Regions from separate parts of the Homo sapiens genome. Here all the other regions are linked to region 3. Evidence: chromatin loops called from intact Hi-C (ENCODE). Cell type or tissue: heart left ventricle. All regions are shown on one strand.

Region 1 (2,500 bases), 97 kb after region 3:
AGTAATTGTTTTTCATTTTGTTTAAAAAAATTCTCAAGGAGTGGGGAAGCTTACATTATAGACTCCCTGGAAAGTCTTCCTGGTCTGCATCGGCACTCCGTTATTTGAGGGTACCATTTCTAGGTAGCCATTGAAGGTAGTGCTCCGTGAGTCATCCTTTGAGCCTTCTCATGACTACAGCAGCGCTAAGGCAGCACCTTCCAGAAATTCTCTAAAGGGTTCTGTCAGATTCTAGTGTTGGTCCTAAGACTAATTTGAACTGGTGCTTCTTTAGAACTCAGAGTTTACAGAGTATTATTGGAAATTGGAAGGAACTAGACACCGCAGTCTGGAGACACTTACTGGCTGTGAAGTGTCTTTCAGTGATGTGGTGTTCCTGTAAACTACAGGAGGCTAAGGTTGAGGACGGCTGACCCTTGGGCACTTCTTAATGCTTAAGGTGCTTGCAAAATTAAAAGAACATTTGGAGACTTAGCACAGATTCTAACAATGAATGTAAACCCAGCAAGGAGCTGGGAATCCTCGGATGATGGGCGTCAGCTGCTCCAGAGGCATTAGGTATGGGTGTGCACAGAAGCTTGCCCTGGTCTCTGGAAACATCTCTTCTGTAGCTTGTGAGGGTGCTGTCCTTTCAGGGCACCTCCTCACCCTCTTTGTTGCTATGACACTTTGGTACTGTGCCCTCTGGCTCAGCTCTACCACAGCCTCGTTTAATGTCTCACTTGTTCCTGTCTTACCCAACCTTATGCCTTCATGTCCTCGTCCTTCCCTGGTACCCCTCACCATGCCACCGTCACCACCCCCACATTGATGCCGTTTTCTCTGGATATGGAGAAGTCTGTTCCTTCATCATCTTCATTGATTAATTGGGTGATTTCTTTTCAGTTTTCTGTTGCCTGTGCGTTCCATCTTATTTTACTTAAGAGTTTATTTAGCAAGTTGTAATTCTGTTTTCCTGTGGGTGCTTTTCCTAATGAACCGTTGTGGGTACATTTACAGGGATGAATTCATTTAACCCCATGTCCTTGGGGAACGTCCAGTTGCCACAAGCACCCATGGGACCTCGTGCAGCCTCCCCAATGAACCACTCTGTCCAGATGAACAGCATGGGCTCAGTGCCAGGGGTAAGTGTTCTCTTTCGCTGTGCTGCAGATAGCCCTCCCTCTCACATGGAACATTATCTAAGCAGCAGAATTCATGTCACTTGAGAATCCTGTGGTTCTTGTTCCTTTGAATTTGGGTTATGCTTTATTTCTTTCATCTCTCATTTTAAAAAAATTATTACTACACAGAATTATTTGACTGTTAGTTATTTTATTGGAATAACAAATTCATAGGAATGTGTGGCTTTGTGAGAATGTGGGAGTTCCAAGGCTGGAGAAGGCAGCCTCAGATATGTGGCCAGCAGGGAATTGTCAGCATCTGTTGACTGAGAGCTCGCTGTTCCGAGGCTGCTTTCTAAACACTTTAGAGAACTCATAGGCATGTCTTAAACTTTAAATTATAGCCTGCTATTGATTTCTATTCAGAGGACATTTTGAAGCTGGCTCATTTGAGAGATTGCCTGAGAAAGTGTGTAAGGTGCCCAGGAGCGCGGGAGTTCTTAGCAAGTGGTGGTCTCTTCCCATGAGGAAGGGCAGGATGTGAGCCCTGTGCTTGCCATCCTCTGGGGTTGTGAAGCCTTGGATCATTCTGGCTCACCTTGAAAACTCTGGCCGTCAGCTTCCGAACTACAGCTCTGGTGGTGCTTGTTGTCTCGTAGATGGCCATTTCTCCTTCCCGAATGCCTCAGCCTCCGAACATGATGGGTGCACACACCAACAACATGATGGCCCAGGCGCCCGCTCAGAGCCAGTTTCTGCCACAGAACCAGTTCCCGTCATCCAGCGGGGCGATGAGTGTGGGCATGGGGCAGCCGCCAGCCCAAACAGGCGTGTCACAGGTACTGTGCCCCACTGGGACCGTGGCTCCCTAGGAAATAAAATTCTTGTGTTAAGTTTTGGTTTTTTTTTTCTGTCTTCCTTCGTGGAAATTAAAATTCCAGAATGCACATTTCATGTCTTTGTATCAGCTTCTCTTTGTTTTCTCCACCTTTGTCCTGTAGTCCTTAACTCGTTTGGAATTTCTCTTATCCTTTCTGGGTTAACTATATGCAAAAGTGGGAATGGATTTAGAATTTTTGGTTTGTATGCTTTTGTGTTTTGATCTTTGAGTTTTTGTTTTCTTATTTTTTGTTTGTGTATTTTAAATTCTAACTTTAACGTGACCCTGAGAGGCATTAGGATTTTAAAAAGCGAGTGAGAAGGACCCATGAATTCACTCTTGATGATTTGGCTTTTGTTTCTTTTGACCTGTCTCCACTGCCAGGTGAAATCAAGCTAACAGAATCATTTCAATAGTTCCCTTCTTGTTAAATGTTTTTAATTTCTCAATCTAGAGCTGAAGAAATTGATTTTCCATTTATTCCTTCCTTTTTTCCTCTTTTGTTAGTTGTAGTGCG
Region 2 (2,500 bases), 48 kb after region 3:
GTCACCACTGCACAGTACCTCCCTCCTGAAAGACTTTAACACACTTCATGTTCCTAGATGAGTGTGTGTGTGTGTGTGTGTGTGTGTGTGTGTGTGTTGCCACAGCCTTTTCAACTTCCAGTGTCCTAAAGATAAGAGCATCACTGCTGAAGAGAGCTAGGGGCGGGTGGCAACGTGATAGCTGCCTAGTGGTCTCCTTGCTGGGAAGGTCTGCTGCTCGATAGGAACTGTCTGACTAGAAGTGTGCCTTGCCATGGAAACTTGGGAACTAAATGCATTCAGGTCCATCCCTCATGCTCCAGTCTCTTGCTTGCTGCTCCCTGAAGCTCAGGCCAGATAGATCAGGATGAAGGGGCATCCCTTGCTGCCTAAACTTTGAACCAGAGTTCAAACAGCAGGGATCATTGTACCTTTGTGGTACCAAGAGCCAAACGTGGGATGTCTGAGGAGAAAAAGCAGAAGCTGTTAGAGCCACGCCTGGCTTTTTGTGTCCTGAGTAGGTGTCGACCTTGTTTGTTTCTATTTTCTTTCCTCCCGCCCTCCCTGCAGAGAGTGGTGGGCCTGTGCTGAGGCTCCTTGAAATGTCTTCTAGCCACAGGTATAAGGCATTCGAGCAAAGCTTGACAGGTTACGCGGCCACGTTGTGACCAGGGCAAATTTGATTTCAGTTACCACTCAGCGGCAATCTCTGTCACCAACAGTTTGATCTACCTAGTTTTATTCAGTGTTTAATGACAGTTTAATGTTTTAAGTAGAGTTGTGCAGCCTAACAGGGTCGTCTTGCCATTTTGGGCACTCAGAATGTTTGAGTAGAGAACGACTTTAAGAAACAACTTTTCCTCCTTAAAATAATGCTTTGTATAGAGAATATGAGTCATAATAGAAAGTATTAAGAAAGAACATTTGCTTACAAGCCATCCAGAGAAATCACTATGAAATATTTTGGTGTTCTGTCCTCCTTGCTGTGTATAGGTGTGTGTTTTATGGGGATTATACATTTGTGTCCTTTTTTTCTTTTTAATTTTGTAACTTAGAAGGAACGTTTTCTCTGTCAGTAATCAGAGTCACCTTTGTGGTACCAGCGGTTCCTTATGTTGACCTCACCCCTCTCCCTTTTCTAGGCGCTTCCTGTGTATTCTCTCGAAACAAGGCACAGAGACTGCAGCGGACTGAGCCAGCTCCTGGCTCCCTCAGCACCCTTCCCTGTTTTGTCTCCTCGCTGACATCACCAGTCAGGAGGGACGACTGTATTTAAGAGCACTTTACTTTGCTAATTATGTTTTTGTTAGGACTCTGTACACCTCAGCTTTTGTTAAGAGGTAGAGCCACATATTTTTGATAACAATATATCTTTGAGTGTGCTTTACACTTTTAGATTTATGGCATTTAATAAGCTGGGCAAGATCTTCTTTGGCTGCTGCAGTCCTCCTCTTGCCACTGAGGTCCAGGAGATTCGCCATGAGGAGATGACACAGAACCCTCAGGCAGCCTCACGTCACCTCCCAGGGCTCATCCCACGAGCTGTTCTTCCTGCTCCCACAGTAGAGCTGACGGCCTGCCCAGTTCAAGAATTAGTTCTGTTTTCCTGCCCCAAAGTAGAGGAGGAACACAGTCCTCTGAAATGTCATCTTTCTTTCTCCTTTAAATTTTACTAGAAATAGTCAGTGGCTGTCTGTCTTAAAGCCTTGTGAGTTCTGTCCGATCTTTATTTCTCCTTTTCTCTGAACCGTTGCGTTACCTATACACATTCACGCCTTCCTTTATTGCCGCCTCCTTTACTGTGCGTTCTTGACGTCCCTTTTTATGAGTGAGTGGAGTGTAGATCCGTGGAAAAAGGTGCTTCTCTGCCTTGCATGAGCGCTCTATGTGGAAGGTCTGGGGAAAACATCGGGTGGCTTTGTCAGGTGACTTATTGAGGCCCTCTGTCCCGCTGGGCCATAGTTGGATTGCAGTGTAAATTAATTTCGTCTTTACAAAGATTCACTCTTTTGTGTGTGTGTGTGACAGAGTCTTGCTGTGTTACCCAGGCTGGAGTGCAGTGGTGCAATCTTGGCTCACTGCAACCTCCTACTCCCAGGGTTCAAGTGATTCTCCTGCCTAAGCCTCTCCTTAAGCGATTCTCCTGCCTAAACCTGTAGCTGGGGCTACAGGTGTGTGCCACCATGCCTGGCTAATTTTTGTATTTTTAGTAGAGACAGGGTTTCACCATATTGGCCAGGCGGGTCTCCAACTCCTGACCTCAGGTGATCCACCCGCCTTGGCCTTTCAAAGTGCTGGGATTACAGGCGTGAGCCACCACGCCCAGCCAAGATTCAGTCTTTATAGAATAAAATTTTTCTCACATTTTTTATCACCTTTTCTTCTTTTTTCCTCTTTTTCCATTGCCCGTGTGAAGTTGGCTTGGATTGGCATGAAAGGGGCACTTAATCCTGAAGAGAGTCTACTCTTCTACCTAAAAAAAAATATTAGGACTTAAAAGAATTAGGAGAAACAGTGCCTT
Region 3 (2,500 bases):
TTTGAGCAAGGGCACACAAATCAAATTGGGCAAGGCTGTGTGAAAGGCATGGAAGTAAACAAAAGTGGCCCCTCTCTTTTTAAAGTTTTTTTTATTAAGTTCCTAGACAATATAGGCGGTGACTGTGGCTGTATTTAAAATACTGCCTTTAGGGTGTTTTCTGGTTCTAAATTTAGGAAGCAAGGCTATTTTTGAGCTCTGTCTCTAAAAGTTGAATTCCTTTTAAAACTTACCCTTAAGAAAGATTTGGATATTATCCCGTGTGACATTTTCCCCGGTGTTTCATTTCCATTAATCAAAAGACTGTTTAGTTGAACCATTGCTAAGAATAGTAAAATCTAATGGGGAAAATAATTCTACATGATTAAATCTGACTTTACTTTCCCATTTCTAGTTGTACTGTCTGCTATTGTTTGAAAATGTCTTAATTTGCCTTTCTAATATGCCTGTACTATATTGTATACAGTAGGTATATTTTCCAGTTGCACCTAATTCAACCTTTCGAATTTGCATAATCTGTGGTAAGGAGAAAAAGTAGTTGTGTAGTGGAGTTGTACAATTCTGTTGTAAAGCAAATCTTTTTATAATTCACAAGCTGCTTCTCCTCCCCCTAGTTTGGATTTTTCTTATTAAAACTGCACCACCTAAACATGTTTTAACTTTATGGTTAAAATAACCAGTGAAATAGAAAAATAAGTCACTGTTCTGTATGATAACATGTAGAGAAGGCTTGTACAACATTTAAATAAGGAGATTTGGGTATTTGATTACAAACTGAATGAGGACATTCAGGAGCTATAGAAATTTATCAGGTAATTAGGGTTTGCTTAGACAATTATAGACTCTACGAGTTTGACCCAGTTGCTTTGGATTAAAATATTTTGAGTATTTGTCACCTGATTAAAAGTAGAACCTTCTAACTGTGAGTCACAGTTGAAGGAAATGTCAGCTTTTTATACGGGGAGGCGGTCAGTGTGGTGCTGAGGAGGGAGCCCTGGCTCCTGCTCAGAGTAGACTGTGAGTCCCAGCTCCCAGCTCGGCAGCGCTGTGACTTGGGCTGGTGACATCACATTTGAGTTTTGCAGGGTGGGGTGTGTGTGTGTGTGTGTGTGTGTGTGTGTGTGTGAGTGAGAGAGAGAGAGAGAGAGAGATCTCTAAAAGGGGCTTTTTACCCTGCAGTATTCCATTTGTTTCTTTTCTTTCTCTTCTCTCTTCTTTCTTTCTTTTTTCTTTCTTTCTTTCTCTTTTCCTTCCTTCCTTCCTTCTTTTTTTCTCTTTCTTTCTTTTCCTTCCTTCCCCTTCCCCTTCCCCTCCCCTTCTTTACATTACTTTTCTTCTTTCCAATGGGGTCTTGCTTGCCCAAGCTGGTCTTGAACTCCCATCCTTCAGCAATCCTGCCTCGGCCTCCTGAGTAGCTGGAATTACAGGTGTGAGATGGAGCCACTGTGCCTGGCTCTACTTCTGCTTACTTTGATTATCTTGGTACATGGGGCTACTAGGGTGCCTGGCATATAGCAGGTTGAGGCAGCTGTTTTTATTGTTTAATTGTATGGGAAAATATTAGCCATCACCTACTTCTTGGGCCAGTGAGGACTAAGATGATGTAGCCTGACCCGGAATCAGGAGGCTTCTCACTGAATACATGGGAAGCTTCTGCCCCTGCCTGTTTGGCTTTCAGTGCCAGCTCTAGTGCAGTTTGGGAACCAGTTTGTAAGAAAACGAACTAAGATTCGAGAATCTTACAAAATGGGTAATCGTTTGACTCATTTTACTCCGTCTGTGTTTGCAGTTCAACTGTTTTTTATTGGAAAATTGAACTCTTAATTAAATGGAACTCTGTTTCTAGTTATTGCTTCAGAACAAGGGCTTGATTTAGATTAGGACTTAGAGAAAAGGGAAAAGTAAATGCAGAGAAATTATAAATATAGTATTTTATTGAAAACAGAGTTGGGAAGAAAATGGCCTTGGGATCACTGTCCAGTTTAGTCAGGTTGGTTGAAAGGAATACCAGTGAAACTCAATTGCCTCTCGGGCTCAGCTACACAGATCTTGAAAGGAACAGATTCAGCTCTGTGCTGTACTGTGTGACTTTTCTCCTCCTGCAGATTCTATAGTAGGAAATTCTTTTAATGGAGATTACTGTTTTTCTGTTCTCCTAGATTTGGTGTGATTTTTTTTTTTTATAAGTAAAAGTTACCCCGTGGTGGACAAAATTTTTCCCCGATTTGTGGATATCTTTACTTAAATCTGATTTACATATTCAGAACGTCACCTTTATTGAAAATAACAAAAAGACATAACATATTGATAGGTTTTCTGTGTCATTGTGGTTGTTCCTCTACTACTGTGGGAATCGGTTTTTGTTTGAAGAGCACACCTGCCCGTAGTTGAACTTCTGTTGAGAAGTCTCTGAGGGAATCATTTGAATGATGGCAAGAGAATCAAGTGTTTTGCTTTCACTGATGGCTTTCTCAGTCACTGAAACTTTAGGGGAGAACGG

What was found. A loop is a pair of places that touch in the nucleus more often than their neighbours do. Peaks named below come from ENCODE experiments on the same cell type or tissue, not always from the same donor. Only the 100,000 strongest peaks of a DNase experiment are listed, where the experiment ranks them.
Region 1: a loop joins it to region 3, with 2.9 times the contacts of the local background. A loop is called at or near these places in 60 of 110 quality-filtered maps.
Region 2: it touches region 3 in a loop (2.1-fold over the local background); 18 of 110 quality-filtered maps call a loop at or near these places.

What each region holds. Positions count from the first base shown.
Region 1 is chr16:3,773,193-3,775,692 of GRCh38, reverse strand. It overlaps CREBBP (CREB binding lysine acetyltransferase), which reads left to right. Exons shown (of 31, transcript NM_004380.3): 12 at 1,000-1,124; 13 at 1,763-1,942. Among named protein-coding and RNA genes, the nearest start is that of TRAP1, 57 kb to the right of the region's middle. In heart left ventricle, no CTCF peak of the experiment used is centred here; DNase peaks (open chromatin) are centred at 1,092 and 1,845; H3K27ac peaks cover 1,322 bases.
Region 2 is chr16:3,821,555-3,824,054 of GRCh38, reverse strand. The region is part of intron 2 of CREBBP (CREB binding lysine acetyltransferase); the gene reads left to right. Among named protein-coding and RNA genes, the nearest start is that of CREBBP, 58 kb to the left of the region's middle. RefSeq lists enhancers at 982-1,481, 1,482-1,983. In heart left ventricle, no CTCF peak of the experiment used is centred here; no DNase peak of the experiment used is centred here.
Region 3 is chr16:3,869,826-3,872,325 of GRCh38, reverse strand. The region is part of intron 1 of CREBBP (CREB binding lysine acetyltransferase); the gene reads left to right. Among named protein-coding and RNA genes, the nearest start is that of CREBBP, 9.6 kb to the left of the region's middle. RefSeq lists an enhancer at 1-287 and a silencer at 824-1,118. In heart left ventricle, no CTCF peak of the experiment used is centred here; a DNase peak (open chromatin) is centred at 1,015.